2 separate regions of the Homo sapiens genome follow, and region 2 is linked to region 1. The links are chromatin loops, found by intact Hi-C in ENCODE. Cell type or tissue: K562. All regions are shown on one strand. Links, peaks and the distances in the headings refer to the core of each region. The heading gives the core; the rest is flanking DNA. Region 1 holds the start of SLC4A9 (solute carrier family 4 member 9). Region 2 has its middle 8.3 kb from the start of PSD2.

Region 1 (8,326 bases), core at 1-8,000:
GGATAATTGTGGTACTATTTACAGGGTGGTTGTGAAGATCAAATGAGATACTGTGAAGATCAAATGGTAGGCCTAGTGCCTACCAAGTACATGTCTTCACAGAACTCTCTTACGATTCTAGCCCCCTGAATCTTCTCCCCACAACATTACCACCAGTTTCCTCTTGCTCATGAGTCCTGGGTTGGAGCCTGAACTAAGCCTGGGCTACTTCTAGCCCTGGAAGGTGCAGGGGAGATCTGAGACCCTGCCACACCAGGGTCTTGGTCCTGGGCCCAGGGAGGGGCTCTCACCCCAGCAGGGCCTGGTGCCTGTGGTCTGGTTGTAATGCTGGGGTCTCTGCAGCAGCAAGGCCTGCAACTGCCCTCTCAGCTCTGGGCTCAGCGACTCCACCCTGGTCACCTGCTCTGGAGAATGGATTGGGGGTCATCTCCTTCCTGAGAGTTCCCTGCCGCACACTCTTCCCCTTCTCCCTCTGCCCAGACACCTTTCCCTTCTGGGAGTCTCAGAATGCCAGGGCCAATGAACTTGCTCCTCCACCCTGCTTTTCCATGTCCACCCTGTGACAAGGGTAGACAATCCTAGGAGGGGTAGGGATGGGCTCTGGAAGATTTCAAGACTTTGGAGGGGAAATCCTGGGGAAAAGGCATGGCTACCCAGGCCCTTCCTGCAAAGGATCCCAGCCTACCCACGAGCTCCAGGAGGCTCTGAGCTGGGCAGTCCAGCAGTACAAGGCCCTCGGCCAGCAGGCTGCGGAGCTTCTGGAGGCTGGGCAGTGCCAGGGTGGGCACGTGGGGGGCACTCCACCGGCCTGCAGCCACCTCCAACTTCTCCTCAAACAGTACCCACCTGTGATGAAGGTGGGTAGACAGTGTTATTGAGGGCATTTCTCCCATGTCCAGGAGCAGAGATGCAGAGGAGCTAGGGAAGGCAAGGCAATGAGGGCATCCTGGGCCCAGTGGTGTGAAGTCTCCCCCCCACCCTGGCAGTCACCCCTCATCTAGGGTCTTGGGGATCTCAAAACTAGACTGCAGAGGAGGCTGGGCATCATGGAAGGTAAGACCCTGAAATAAGGGAACACAGCTGGGAAAATCCTAATTTTGGGCAGCCCCATAAGAAGCGCTGGGGGACATATAGGAGGCTCCAGCTGGGGAAGGGGAAGGATCCCACAGAACTGGCCTGCATCCAACTTACCTGCCTGTCTCTCTCCACTCCAGCGCCTGGGGCCAGCCCAGCAGCTCATTCAGCTGAATGAAGAGCAGAGGGTCTTTGGGTACTCCCAGTTCCTTGCTCTCTGTGTCTGAGGGGCCATCAGGGCTGGGGCCGGTGCCAGGGTCAGGGTTGCTGTCCAGCTCCCCTGAAGGAATATTTCTAGGAGCACTGGAGGCTTCAAACCCTTCCTGGCCTGGCAGCTTCATTTCCATGAGGCTTGCACAGAATCTCAGAACCAGTACAGTCCTAGGTTCTGAAGCCAGGGGCCCTCTGGCTGGTTGCATTTATAATGCATCCCCCACTGCAGCACAACACAAACAGAACAAGGCCTGCTGACTCCAGACTCTACCGGTCACCTACTCCCCTACTTGCTTACCCCACCCCCTGCTGGCATAAGAGTATTTGTAAGACTAGTCTGGCCTTTCCCAGGCTCTCCAGAAATGCCCAACCTGGGGCCAAAATGTGTATGTGCATTTCCTGTGGTATCAGGTCTGATCCCACTGTGTTTTGTGTAAAGAAACAGGAGTAAATGATTGGCTTGGGTCTGAGGACTTGGTACCCCCAGATTTTGCTGCCCCCCTCACTTGTATCAAATATAAATACCAAACACCCAGGACTGTTTTGGGTGTCACCAACACACCCCTGGGGCCACAGACACACCTATTTGGACAAACAGGGACCTAATAAATAATTGAGTCCATGGAAGCCAGACAGGGTAAGGGAGATAGCAGGCAGAGGACCTGCCCATTAAATGGGATAATGGTGGAAGACCTAGTGTCTGAGTCTTAAATTCTTTTCTTTTCTTTTTTTTTGAGACAGGGTCTCACTCTCTCACCCAGTCTGGAGTGTAGTGGCACAGTTATAGCTCACTGCACCTTTGACCTCCTAGCTCAAGTGATCCTCCCACCTCAGCCTCCAAGGTAGTTGGGACTACAGGTGCACGCCACCATGCCCAGCTAAGTCTTTTATTTTATTTTATTTTATTTTTGAGACGGAGTCTCGCTCTGTCGCCCAGGCTGGAGTGCAGTGGTGTGATCTCAGCTCACTGCAACCTTCACCTCTTGGGTTCAAGTGATTCTCCTGCCTCAGCCTCCCAAGTAGCTGAGATTACAGACATGTGCCACCAGGCCTGGCTGATTTTTATATTTTTAGTAGAGACAGGGTTTCACCATGTTGGCCAGGCTGGTCTCAAAAACTCCTGACCTCAGGTGATCCATCCGCCTCAGCCTCCCAAAGTGCTAGGATTACAAGCGTAAGCCACTGTGCCTGGCTGCCCAGCTAACGAGTCTTAAATTCTTTTGTCCAACAACACTTAGGAATTCCCTAATTTAGCTGTGTCCCTGGGATCTGCCCTGTGAGGATGGAGGAGCCCACTAGGGGGTGTAAGTGAAGGAGTTCCTGGAGCTAAATGAGCAAAGGAAAATGTGGTCCATTATTTGCAAATCCTGTTGACTCTATCTTCAAAATATACCCATAATCCAACCACATCTCCCCACCTCCAGCACTGCTACCCTGATTCAAACAACCATCATTTCTCACCTGAATTATTTCAGTAGCTTCCTGGTCTCTTGTAATAACCCCCCTGCTTCCACTCTTCCTCCCTTGCCCAAAGTCCATCCTCCACACCATACATGTCCTTTCAAAAGGCAGTTGAGCCACATTACTCTTCGGTTCAATACTCACCCAACACACTCCCATTACTCCTAGAAGAAGAAGAAAAAAAAATCAAGCTCCTTGTCGTGGCCTGCAAGATTCACACCCTGGCCCCAACCCACCTCTCTGACGGCATCTCACACCAGCCTCCCCTCGCTCACTCCTTTCTAACCACACTGGCCTTCACCTGTTCTGCAAAACCTGTTCCTGCCTGAGGATCTTTGCAGGATCTATTTTCTCTGTAAGGAAAGCCTTTCCCCCATATCCTTACATGACAATCTGTGACCTAGGTCTCATCTCAGACGTTAGCTACTCACGGAAATCTTCCTTTTCCATCCTATCCTAAGTTTCTTTCTTTTTTTTTTTTTTTTTTTTTTTTGAGACGGAGTCTCGCTCTGTTGCCCAGGCTGGAGTGCAGTGGCATGATCTCGGCTTACTGCAAGCTCCGCCTCCCGTGTTCACGCCATTCTCCTGCCTCAGCCTCCAGAGTAGCTGGGACTACAGGCGCCCGCCACCACGTCCGGCTAATTTCTTTCTTTTTTTTTTTTTTTTTTTTGTATTGGTAGAGACGGAGTTTCACCGTGTTAGCCAGTATGGTCTCGATCTCCTGAACTCGTGATCCACCCGCCTCGGCCTTCCAAAGTGCAGGGATTACAGGCGTGAGCACCGCGCCCGGCCCATCCTACCCTAAGTTTCTCTCTTGGGTCACTCTCCATCACATTTCTCTGTTTTATTTTCTTCCTAGCAGTTACCACTACTAGTAACTGCCTCATTTATGTATTTGTTTATCATTTATTGCCTGACTGTCCACGCACGCACACGCTGAAATGCACAGTCCGTGGAGCAGGTATCTGTCTTGGCCGCGGCGCCTAGAGCGGCGCCTGGCACGTAGTGGCTCTCAATAAATACTTGTTCAATGAGAGCATACAAAGGACCGGGCTGAGAAAAGAGCCGCGCTTCTCCTGGAGGCCACACGAGGGCACTGCTCCCCTCAGACCGGATTGCTAGGGCCGCTCCCTTAGGCCCAGTGGCTGCAGACCTGCCGGGGCGCAGAGATGGAGATGCCCAGATGGCAGGGAGAGATCCTAAACCCTCAGCCTTGCCCTGGCCCACCGCGGAATGGCCCGGAGAGATGGGGGGTTGGGGAAGAACAACAGGATGGGGAAGGGAGGGCCAATCAGGCTCATCTGAATGTAGGTCAGCCACACCCCACATATTGAATACCAAGAATCCATCCCCTGAGAAAGGGCACCCAGGCCGGCCCTACCCCCAGCCTCGCGTCTGGTCCAAGGAGGTCCCAGGGCAGGAATTAGAAGAGCATGTCACTATATTTCCAGTTGGGGAGGGGTGCTGAGTCTGAGTGAGGAGGTGGTTTCAGTGCCAGGAGGAATAGAAACTGGCCTGCGGACTGAATGGGCCTTGAACCCCTGTGACCACTCCCTTCAAGAATGTGCCCCAACCTTACGGACAAGTGACTCAAAGGAGCCTGAGGGGGATGGGAGCAAGGATTTGGCGTGAGTACCTCCCCCACATGCACATACATACATGTTCCCTTCCCACCCAACTCCTGCCAAAGTTCAGAGTGTCTATCCTTGCCCTTTCTGTGGCCCCAACTACCCTGGCTCACAGTGCTGCCTGGAATAGGGGGCCACCATGCCTCCACCCTCCCCAGGTCTCACTTCCACCTCTGGGCCTGAGTGCCCTGGGCTGGGTAGGCTGGTGAGGGTTGGCCTGTGGGCACCAGTGGTCTCCCAGACAAGGCCCAGGGAAGATGTGCTGTGTGGGTGAGCAGCCCTGTGTGTGGGCGCTGGAAAAAACCCTGACCTAGGAGTTCAAAGACTGGGTTCTCATCCTGGCTTAGTCACAGACTTATTGGATGTCTTTGAGTAAGACCCTTCCCTTCTCCAAGGCTCCATTTTCTTACATGTAAGTGGAGACAGTTGGGGTAGATTATTTCCAAGGTTCAAATCATACTTTCATGCAGTACACTGGACCTTAAGTGAGAGGAAGTGGCCTCAGGAATAGGATGCTTGGCTTGCTCACTTTCGGCAAGTGGAGAAGAGGTTTATCTTTGCTGAATCTAAATTTTCCTTCTTTCTTTCTTCCTTTCTTTTTTTGACACAGGGTCTTACTCTGCCATCCAGGCTGGAGTGCAGTAGCAATCATAGCTCACTGCAACCTCAAACTCCTGGGCTCAAGTGACCCTCCTGCCTCAGCCTCCTAAGTAGCTGGGACTACAGGCACGTGCCACCAAGTCTGGCTAACTTTTAAATATTTTGTAGAGAGGGGCTCATATGTTGCCCAGGCTGGTCTCGAACTCCTGGGTGCAAGCCAATGGCTTCCCATAGTGCTAGGATTACAGGCATGAGCCTCCACACCCAGCCCCTTACAAGGTTTTTAACACTTTAAAAAAACAAAACAAAAAAATCTTATTGGCTGGGCACGGTGGCTCACACCTGTAATCCCAGCACTTCGGGAGGCTGATGCGGATGGATCACTTGAGCTCAGGAGGTCGAGACCACCCTGAGCAACATGGCAAAACCCCATCTCTACAAAAAATACAGAAAACTAGCAGGGCATGGTGGCACACGCATGTGCTGCTAGCTACTCAGGAGGTTGTGGTGGGAGGATCGCTTGAGCCCGAGAGAGGTTGCGGCTGCAGTGAGCCCAGATCGTGCCACTGTACTCCAGTCTGGGCAACAGAGCGAGACCCTGTCTCAAAACAAAACAAAACAAAAACAAACTTATTGTTTCACTCATTAAAAAATAAATATATAAATAAACATAAATTAAAATATTTATTAATGTGAGTCTAATTATAGATTCACAAGAAATTGCAAATCTCCAGCTTTCATCCAGCTTCGTCTGGTGGTAACTTCTTTCATGACAGTAGTACAATATCAAAACCAGAAAAATGACATAGGTACTATATTGTTAAATAGACTGCAGGCCTTAATCAGATTTCACCAATTTCCATATGCACTCATGTGTGTATGTGTGTAGCTTTATGCAATTTTATCACATTTATAGGTTTACTTACAACGAGCTGGGCAAATTGTGCAATTTCCTTAAGCCCAATTTATAAAACTAGGGTGTAAATACTAACTTCCTCAGAGGAGTGTTGTGAGAATTAGAGATAACGTGTATAAAGTGTGTAGAGGCCGGGCACGGTGGTTCACGCCTGTAATCCCAGCACTTTGGGAGGCAGAAGCGGTGGATCACCTGAGGTCAGGAGTTTGAGACCAGCCTAGCCAACATGGTGAAACCCCGTCTCTACTAAAAATACAAAAACTAGCTGGGCCTAGTGGCACATGCCTGTAGTCTCAGCTAGGCAGGAGAATCACTTGAACCCGAGAGGTGGAGGTTGCAGTGAGCCGAGATCATGTCACTGCACTCCAGCCTAGGCAACAAGAGTGAGACTCAAAAACAAAACAAAACAAACAAACAAACAAAAAAAGTGCTTAGAGCAATGCCTAAAATATAGTAAGCACTCAATACATTTAAGTTTTCTTTTCTTTTTTTTTTTTTTTTTTTTTTGGAGACTGGGTCTTGCTTTGTTGCCCAGGCTAGGGTACAGTGGTGCAAACATAGCTCACTGCAGTCTCTACCACTTGGGCTCAAGAGCTCTTTCCACCTCAGCATCCCAAAGTGCTAGGATTACAAGTGTGAGCCACCACACCCAGTGGCTTTCTTAAGAAGAAGCATGTTTTGAAAAGTGACTTAAAATACACAAATATTTCATGTTTGTTACAGAAGAAAAAAACAGAAAATGCCCATAGGAGAAAAATGCTTACAAAACATAAATTTTTTCATCATACCCTTACCCAAAAATGACCACTGTTAATAATTTTACTCACACCCAAAATTTGAAGTAGACTTCATTATCCCCATTTTACTAGTAAGAACACTGAGCCTCAGAAACATTAAGCAGTTTGCCATGGTCCCTGAGCCTGTGAGCCAGGAGCCGAGGTTTAATGCACACTCTTGCCTGGAGGAGCTCACCGCTGGGGGAAGCAAACAAGAGCATGAGAATTACCAATCCAAGGTAGACTAGGATGCCCAGCTGCTGCCAGGTACTGAGCACTTGCTGTGTTCTAGGTGCTGCCTTGGCACTGCACAGATTATCTCAGTGAGATAATCCTAATAGTGAAGCCCTCTGAGGTAGGTATCATTCCTACTTCTGAATGAGGAAACAGGCTCAGAGAGGTACCCTGCCCAAAGCAGAGCTAGGAGCGAGTACACCCAGGGTTCAAAACGGCATCAGTCTGATGCCTCAGCCTGAGCTTCAGAGCCTCTGCTCTGAGGGATGCAGACAGCGTGCTACAGGAGTGTGTGTTGTGTGGAAGGAGTCTCTCCACTTGTAGCTTTGGACTTCTGTGACCCCAGAGCTAGGGTGCCCTTCCTTGACCCACTCTTAACCCAGGCCACCAAGATCCAACCAAGACTTGGAGTGGGCTCTGATAGCTGGAATCTGCTTCGACTCCTCACAGTGCCCACACTCCTTCACAAAGGTGAAGACCGTTGAGGGGAAAGAGGATGAGGTGTCAGAGACATCTAGTCTGCAGGATGAGACCACCTGAGCCCACCATCAACTGCTCTGACTCAGGCTTTCCAGGCCCCTCCAACCTAGACTTCCCGACTCAGAAAGTACTAGGAAGGAGACTGCAGGTGCATGATATTTGAGTTTCACCTTCATTATTTATGCTCCTCCTACTTCCAGAAAAGATTTAAAGGCGGCTTACAATAAAAGACATAGATAACAAGTAAATATTTAAAGAATGGGCTGAGTGAGGTGGCTCATGCCTATAATTCCAGCACTTTGTGGGGCCAAGGCAGGAGAATCACTTGTGGCCAGGAGTTTGAGACCAGCCTGGGCAACATAGCCGGACCCCGCCTCTACCGAAAAAAAAAATTTTTTTTTAATTAGGCATGGTGGCATGTGCCTGTAGTCCCCAGCTACTCAGGAGGCTGAGGCAAGAGAGTTGCTTGAGCCCAGGAGTTCAAGGCTGCAATGAACTGTCATCACACCACTGTACTCCAGCCTAGGCAATGGAGTGAAACCCCAACTCTGAAATAAAATGAAAATAAAGAATGACTAGAGAGCCCCATAATTAAATCAAATTGGAAGGGAAAGAAATTGTCTGACTGGGCGTGGTGGCTCACACCTGTAATCCCAGCACTTTGGGAGGCCAAGGAAGGAGGATCACTTGAGTTCAGGAGTTGGAGACCAGCCCAGACAACATAGTGATATGTCATCTCTACTAAAAATAAAAAAAAAATTAACTGGGCATGGTGGTGCACCTGTAGTCCCAGCTACTTGGGAAGCTGAGGTGGGATGATCACTTGAGCCTGGGAGGTCAAGGCTGCAGTAGGCTGTGGTCGCACCACTGCGCCCCAGCCTGGGTGACAGAGCAAGATCCTGTCTAAAAAATAAATTATCCTCAAAATGCTGGGCTAAGGATAA
Region 2 (8,326 bases), core at 321-8,320, 570 kb after region 1:
TGTATCTGTCAGGGGAAGAGATGCCTTTTTCTTTCTCTTTTTTTTTTGTTTTTTGTTTTTTGTTTTCTGAGAGAGGGTCTCAGGCCAGCATAGTGCAGTGGCACAATCATGGCTCGCTGCAACCTGAGTACAGTGTTAGCTGTGGGTTTTTCATAAATGCCCTTTATCATGTTGAGTTCATTCCCTTCTATTCCTAGTTTGTTGAGTGGGTTTCTTTTTGTTTTTGGTTTTGTTTTGTTTTGTTTTTTGTTTTTCTTTTAGAGACAGGAATACCCAGGCTGGAGTGCAGTGGCATGATCTCAGATCAGTGCAGCCTTGACTTCCCAGGCTCAAGCGATCCTCCCATCTCAGCCTCCCCAGTAGCTAGGACTACAGGCATGCACCACTATACCCAGCTAATTTTTATATTTTTTGTAGAGATGGAGTTTCGCCATGTTGCCCAGGCTGGTCTTGACTTCCTGGGCTCAAGTGATCCTCCTGCCTTGGCTTCCCAAAGTGCTAGGATTACAGGTGTGAGCCACTGTGCAGAGTGCCTTTTTCTTTACAGCAAGGTATCCACCTTCTGTTTGCCTGTGTAGCCAGGTCCACCTGGAATGGCCACCATTTTCTTTTCTTTTTTTATTTTTTTGAGATGAAGTTTCACTTTTGTTGCCCAGGCTGTAGTGCAATGGTGCAATCTCGGTTCACTGCACCCCCCACCTCCTGGGTTCAAGCGATTTTCCTGCTTCGGTCTCCCGAGTAGCTGGGATTATAGGCGCTCCCCCCCACCCAACCACCACACCCAGCTAATTTTTTGTATTTTTAGTAGAGACAGGGTTTCATCATGTTGGCCAGGCTGGTCTTGAACAACTGACCTCAGGACACCCACCTCAGCCTCCCAAAGAGCTGGGATTACAAGCATGAACCACAGCACCCGGCCATGGCCACCATTTTCTAAAGTTTGTACATGGTGCTAGACTGTGGCCTAGTCCTCAGTGACTGCCACAATGCTAAATCCAAAAGTCCATTCACAGGCCTGGTCTTAGCTTCCTGACAGCATCTGACACCGTTCATCCCCGCTTCCTCCTTGACATACTTTCTTCCCTTGACTTCCAGGACTCCTCACTGTCATGTTTTTCCTCCTGCCTCTCTGGCTGCACCTTCTCATCTTCCTTTGCTAGTTTCTCCGCCCCTCTCTGACCTCCAATGCCAGAGCTCCCAGGGCTCAGTCCTCGGTCTTCTCCATCTCACTCTTTCCCATGATGACCCCAGCCCAGCTTCAAAGCCCAGCTAAACCCTGAAGCTTCTCGGTGTGTGATTCTCCAACCTGGACCTTTCCACCTGAGGTCAGACCCCAACACCCAAGTGCTGACCTGAAGTTGCCACTAGGATATCCAAAGAGCAGTTCCATCTTAACCCAACCCACACTGACCTCCTCTTCCTCTTTGCCGTAAACATCACGACCACAAGGCCAGCCTGGTCTCGAATTCCTGGGCTCAAGTGATCCTCCTGCCACAGCCTCCCAAAGTGCTGGGATTACAGGCGCGAGCTCCCGTGCCCAGACTCAAACCAAGTCTTTACGCAGGCCACAAAATCCCATAAGATCTGGCCCCCACCACTCCTCTGACCTCATTCTCCTGCAGACACACCGGTCCCCTCCCTGTTCCTCCAAAGCACCAGGGACACTCCCACCTCAGCGCCCGCCCGGCCCCGTGCTGCTCTCTGCCTAAAACACTCCTCCCCCAGGTATCCGCACCGCCCACCCCTCACTTCCTTCAGCGCTCTCTTCCAATGTCACCTTTTCTGACCACTCTACTAAAATTCTACCCCCTCCTTCATCCACATCTCCCATTTCCCCGCCTTCTTTTCCTCCATAACACATATGTATATACCATATGCTTGTCCTTTCTGGGAATGGTCTGTGTCCCCACCACCGCTGCCATCACTAGGCCATAGGCTCCATGAGGGTAAGAATTTTCCTCTCTCCCTTGTAGATTCCCAGGGGGCTGGAACAGTGCCTGGCACCCAGTGGGCATTTACTGAAGCACTCATATAATGAGTGCCCACTATTCCTAGTTTGTTGAGTGAGTTTCTTTTTGTTTTTGTTTTGTTTTGTTTTTTGTTTTTCTTTTAGAGACAGGAATACCCAGGCTGGAATGCAGGGGCATGATCTCGGCTCACTACAGCCTTGACCTCCCAGGCTCTAGCGATCCTTCCTTAATAAAGGAAGAAGTCAGCTGTAAATATTAGAAGGGCTTCGAAACACACAAACAAACAAAACCTGGTGTGTGACTGCAGCTGGCTGGTGGGTAGGGCTACTTCAGTCAGGTGTTCAGCGAAGGCCTCTCTGAGGAGGTGCCCCCAGGCCGGGCAGGTCTGCCTCTATCACAGCACATGTCATACTGTGTCGTGACTGTCTGGACTGGACACTCCATGAGCGCAAGGACCCTGCACACTCCCTCTCAGTCCCCAGCTCCTCCCTGAGCCCAGGGCCTGGATGAAGTTGGTATCCAAAGAGTGATGAACCGAAGAATGAATGAAAGAGTGAGTGGCCAGGGACAAACGCATGCCTGGGCCGCAACCCTGACAGGCCCACAGTAGGGAAACCGTGCAGTCAGGAGCCGGGGCAGGGAGCCACGGAGGCCTGGGGAAGATCCCTGGAGCCCCCGGTCTGGTCTGCAAACGAGGACAACGTGACCCACCACTCCCATGTTAGCCAGGAGGGAGCGTGGGGAGGACTCACACTCTTTGCTCACTGGACAGCCCTGGCTGTGGGGGCCAGCAAGGCTGAGGTAAGGGGCCAGTCACCTGGAGGAGAGCAAGGCCACGGGCTGGAGAAAGGGAGACTGCCCAAGCTCTACGACCTGCCTGTGCAATCCCTCCCCCAGCGACGAGGCCCGGCCAGCATGGGGCCAGGGCTGGTGGACAAAGCCCCACAGGAGTGCCAGGGACTTGCAGTGCCGAGAGCCAGCCGGCAGCCGGCCGCCGGCCCAGGGCCCCGGCAGAGCCTGGCCCAGAACGGCATCTAAGGGCCTTTGTGGGCCTCCGGGAGCCTGTCCAGGAGAGTCCCGGGAACTGGCCGGGGTGGTATGGGGTGGGCAGCCCGCGCTTCCGGAGGTCCAGCTGGCCGTCCAGGCCTGGGTTGATGGGGGTTAGGGGGAGAAGCCCCTTGTGCCCCCCCCAGTCTCTACCCTAGTGGAGGTCACCCCACCCTGTCCCAGGAATTCGCAGCTGCTAGAATTAGAGTGGCCAGTCCGTGCCATCACCCGCACTGAGGCCCAGGGAGCGGGGCGCGCGGCGCGGTTAGGGTTGAGTTCGGGTTGAAACTGACCCTCCCCTTAACCCACGCGCTCCTCCAAGAAGCTGGGCGGGGAGAGGAGGGCAAGACTTTTTCCAAAATGAAGGGACACGGGACATGTCGAGTCCTGCCCAGGGAGGAGCGGCCAAGCCGGGAAGGTTCCCGCAGGGGGAGCTCGGGCTGGGGGAGCCGGGCCAGGCCTGGGCACGGGTTCGGGGGGGGGCGCGGGGGGGGCGGGCTCTCCGCCTCCCTCTGCTGGCCAGACGCAGAATTTCCAGACTCCCCGCGTCCCAGTGCCCAGCACTGCGCGGAGTCTTCCGCGAAGCGCAGCCCCGCTCGCCCGCACTCTGAAAGGAAGCGAATACAGGTCATATGGGTCATCCTCCTACCGCAGCACCAGGCCCAGCGGCGCCCCGAGTTCAGCCGCAGGCACTCAAAAATCAGCCTGCGCGTCGGGATCCCGCCCGTTCTCAAAGTCTCCTATCCGCTCCAACCCGGGTATTTCCTCAACTTTGCCCAGGCTGTCTCCGAAGGCCGTGCCGTTACACAACACGGATGGAAAACAGGCTCCCCAACTATCCCATGGTGACCCAGACCCCCTCTTCCTTGTGCCAGAGACCACAGAGAATTGAGAGGAGTTCACGCACGGGTCCCCGTGCAGCGGGAAAGATCGCGGGTCTAACTGGCCGAGATTCAACAGGCCGCCCAGCCCAGCCCCTCCCGGCCCTGGGAAGGCCAGCGACGGGGGCTCTTTTGGGGTCGGGGCGCCACCTGCTGGTGTTTTTGGAAACTGCACCCGCGGCACCAGGCGGACTCCTTAGCTGGGAGAGAACACCAACAAACGCTGGTTGTGGCAGCTGACTGCTGCTGAGAGTGTTCTGTGAGCCAGGCTCATGCTGAGTTCTTGCCACGCATGACCTCATTTCACCCTTACAGCACTCCTATGAAGTGGACATGATTGCCATTTTACCTATGAGGACACGAGCTCAGAAAGTTCAGTGACTTACCCCAGAGCACCCCTAGTAAGTGGCAGAGCCCAGGCCCCCCTTCGTCTGTGCTGGAACTGGGCTTTCTGTTGCACTGGGGCGTGGGGGTGGAGTGGAGGGGCAGAATCCATCTCAGCTTAGCCTGCAGCTCAGGCATGGTAGGAGCCCTTGGTCTTGTTTGCCCCGTTCATGCCCATGACCTTCTCCGCTGACAGCTTGAGAGCGCTTCTAGGACAAGGCCAAGGCAATCTGTTTTCATGCCACCTCCATCTAGCACTGCTAAGTGAGTGCCCTCCATGTGCTCAGCCTCTCTCACTTGGGAAGACCACTGGGGCCACACATCCCACACACCCCCCAGGCCCCAACCCGTCCCTCCTCACTCCCCGGTTCGGATGCTCGTGGAGGTGTACTGTAAGTGGTTGTGCGAGTGACAGAATCCCAACTCAAACTGATCAGTGAAAAGGGGTTTCTCTAAATGGAAAGTCAAGTTTAGGAGTAGGTCAGGCAGTACAGAAGAGGCTTTCAAATGTGATCTTTCTCCACATCTGTAGCCCAGTGCTCTTCTGCACTGCCTTCATTTCCAGGCAGGCTCTTCCAAAAACGCGTCAAGTTGGCTAAGGCAGGTCTGAGCTTACGTCCAGCTTTGAGGGAAGAAGCCGTCCCCATTCCAACAGTGCAGTACAAGCAGAAGTCTCAGGACTCAGTCTCATCGGCCCAGCCTGGGCAACATGGTGAAATGTGAAATGCTCCCAGCCCTGAACCAATCACTGAGTCACCAAGAGTCACTGCCCCTTTGAAGTGAAGCCTGGAGTCAGCCGCAGGTGATCCACCACATGGACTGACTGATGGTGGGTGGGGATTTGTCCCAAAGGAAAATGGGGGAATGTTTCAGGAGAATGGGGACAGCTGCTGCACAGCAAACAGCTCTAATGTCCATGACACCTGGGCATACCAGAAAGCCACCTTTTCTTGACCCTAACTCATTTTAAAAATGTATTTATTTATCTATTTATTTATTTTTAATAAAGCGAAGCAGGGTCTTGCTCTGTCCCCCAGGCTGGAGTGCAGTGGCAGCGATCTTTGTTCGCTCCGGTCTCAACCTCCTGGGCTCAGGTGATCCCCCCACCTCTCTGCCTCCTGTGTAGCTGGAACTACAGGCACCCGCCACCACACCTGGCTAATTTTTGAATTTTTTGTAGAGACAGGGTTTCACTATGTTGCTCAGGCCGATCTCAAACTCCTGGGCTCAAGAGATCCTCCTGCCTCAGCCTCCAAAAGAGCTGGGACGACAGGTGTGAGCCACAGCGCCCAGGCTATTTATTTATTTTGAGACAGGGTCTCACTCTGTCACCCAGGCTACAGTGCAGTGGTGTGATCACAGCTCACTGTAACCTCAAACTCCTGGGTTCAAGGGATCCTCCTGCCTCAGCCTCTCAAGTAGCTGGGACCGCGGGTGTATGCCACCACTCCTGGCTAATTTTTAAATTTTTTGTAGAGACAAGGTCTCCCTGCATTGCCCAGGCTGGTCTCAAACTTCTGACCTCAAGCGATCTTCCCACCTCAGCCTTCCAGAGTGCTGGGATTATAGGCGCGAGCCACTGCACCCAGCATCTAACCCATTTTTAGATTGGAGACCCCTTCCCACATTATCATACTTCCTTCCTTCACTGATTCATTCAACAAATATATATTGAGTCCCTACATGTACCAAGCACTATTCTAGGTGAGCCATATCAGTAAACAAAAAAACACAAAAATCCTTGCCCTCCTGAATCATGCTTCCAATGGAGGTGGGAGGAGAGAAGAAACAAACATAATAAGTAAGTGAAGTATATAATATTATAGACAGTGACGAGCATCACAGGGAAAACAGGCCATCAGGAAGGCAATGAGGGCCGGGCACGGTGGCCCACACCTGTAATCCCAGCACTTTGGGATGCCAAGGCAGGCAGATTGCCTGAGGTCAGAAGTTCAAGACCAGCCTGGCCAACATAGTGACACCCCATCTCTATTAAAAATACAAAAATTAGCCAGGCATGGTGGTGCATGCCTATAGTCCCAGCTCCTAGGGAGGCTGAGGCAGGAGGATTGCTTAAACCCAGGAGGCAGAGGTTGCAGTAAGCCGAGATAGCACCACTGCACTCCAGCCTGGGCAACAGAGCAGACCCTGAAAAAAAAAAAAGGAAGGAAGGGAGGGAAGAAGGGAGAAGAGGAAAGGAGAGGAGAGGAGAGGAGAAGAGAAGACAAAGAAAGGGGATGAGAAGGGTAGACAGAGTGAGAGGTGTTCCAACTTTAAATAGAGTATTATCAGTGGGCACTTTGAAAGGATGAAGTTGAACAAAAGACAAGAAAGAGGTAGGCTGGGCGAGGTGGCTCACGCCTGTAATCCCAGCACTTTGGGAGACTGAAGTGAGCAGATCACCTGAGGTCAGGAGTTTGAGACCAGCCTGGCCAACATGCTAAAACCCTGTCTCTACTAAAAATACAAAAAAAAATTAGCCAGGCGTGGTGGTGCACACCTGTTATCCCAGCTACTCAGGAGGCTGAGACAGGAAAATCATTTGAACCCAGGAGGCGGAGGTTGCAGTGAGCCAGATCATGCCATTGCACTGCAGCCTGGGCAACAGAGCAAGACTCCGTCTCAAAAAAAAAAGGGGGGGAATTTGTCATGTAGACATATGGCAGGAGAGATTTCCAGGAAGGAAGAAAAGCCAGTGCAAAGGCCCTGGGGTGGGAATATGCTGGGCATGTTCATGGACCAGCAAGGAGCAAAGGGAACAGGGAAGGATGTGGGAGGTGAGAGCAGGGAGGCAGCAGGGGCCAGATGATGGAGGGCGTTGTAGGCCATGATGAGGACTTTGGCTTTGACTCTAAGTGACATCAGGAGCCACCAAAGTTTTGGGCCAGAGAATTGATTTGATCTGACTTATATTTTTAAAGGCTCCCTCTGGCTGCTGTGTTAGAGATAGATTGGAGACATCAGAGCCAAACCCAGTTAGGAGGCCATCGAGATGTCAATTAGTGATCTAAGCAGAGATGTCAGAGTGGCAGACAGAAAAGTCTGGGTGGAGATACACATTGGGGATGAGTGGGTGAGGTCACCACAGGAGTCGGGGAGGGCCGTGTCACAGGACCAAGAATGGACCCCTGAGGCCCTCCCACATTAAGAGCTGGGGGAGGCCAGCGCAATGGCTCACACCTGTAATCCCACCACTTTGGGAGGCAGAGGCGGGTGGATCGCTTGAGGTCAGGAGTTCAAGACCAGCCTGGGCAACATGGCAAAACCCCTCTCTGCAAAAAATACAAAAATTAGCCAGTGTGGTGGTGCGTGCCTGTAGTTCCAGCTACTTGGGAGGCTAGGGTGGGAGGATCACTTGAACCCAGGAGGTTGCTGCAGTGAGCCGAGATCATGCCACTGCACTCCAGCATGGGCGACAGAACAAGACCCTGTCTAAAAAAAAAAAAAAAAAAAAGAGCTAGCAGAAGGAGAAAGGGGAAAGGGGAGAAACAAGAAGAGGGACTGAGAAAAAGCATCTGTGCAGAGAGGCAGAGGAAAAGAAAGAAATCCTGTAAGCCAAACAAAGAGACAATATCGAGGAGAAATGAGACTGAGTGAGTCAGAAGCTGCCGATGAAATCAAGTGAAACAAGAGCTGAAAATCTCCCTTGGCTTTAGCAGCATGGAGGCCACTGGGGACCTTGACAAGAGCCGTTTTCGTGGAAAAGACTGGGGAGAACCCAACAGCAGGGTTATGAAATAACAGTTAACAAGCAGCCTGGGCAACACAGCAAGACCCTGTCTACAATTCATAAACTTCAGAGCAGCACTACTCATGACGGCCAAGAGGTGGAAACAACCTGGTGTCCATCGACAGGTGAATGGATTAACAATATGTGCTACATCCATACAATGGAACATCAGCCTTAAAAAGACAGGAAGCACTGACACCTGCTACAATATGGACGCATCTGTTGTGAGACAGGGTCTTGTTCTGTCATCCAGGCTGGAGTCCAGTGGTGCAATCATAGCTCATTGTAGCCTTCAACTTCTGGGCTCAAGCGAT

Evidence for each region. Peaks named below come from ENCODE experiments on the same cell type or tissue, not always from the same donor. Only the 100,000 strongest peaks of a DNase experiment are listed, where the experiment ranks them.
Region 2: it touches region 1 in a loop (5-fold over the local background); 2 of 110 quality-filtered maps call a loop at or near these places.

The regions. Positions count from the first base shown.
Region 1 is chr5:140,353,332-140,361,657 of GRCh38, reverse strand. It overlaps SLC4A9 (solute carrier family 4 member 9), which reads right to left and starts at 1,464. Exons shown (of 22, transcript NM_031467.3): 1 at 1,192-1,464; 2 at 686-846; 3 at 291-404. The coding sequence starts at 1,421. In K562, for the core only: CTCF peaks have their summits at 2,586 (motif pointing right) and 3,826 (motif pointing right); DNase peaks (open chromatin) are centred at 2,577 and 3,857; H3K4me3 peaks cover 313 bases.
Region 2 is chr5:139,783,354-139,791,679 of GRCh38, reverse strand. It overlaps a transcript of PSD2 not described here. Among named protein-coding and RNA genes, the nearest start is that of PSD2, 8.3 kb to the left of the region's middle. RefSeq lists an enhancer at 1,138-1,638 and silencers at 3,423-3,572, 3,953-4,142. In K562, for the core only: CTCF peaks have their summits at 3,556 (motif pointing left) and 4,049 (motif pointing left); DNase peaks (open chromatin) are centred at 3,499 and 4,009; H3K4me3 peaks cover 458 bases; H3K27me3 peaks cover 3,775 bases.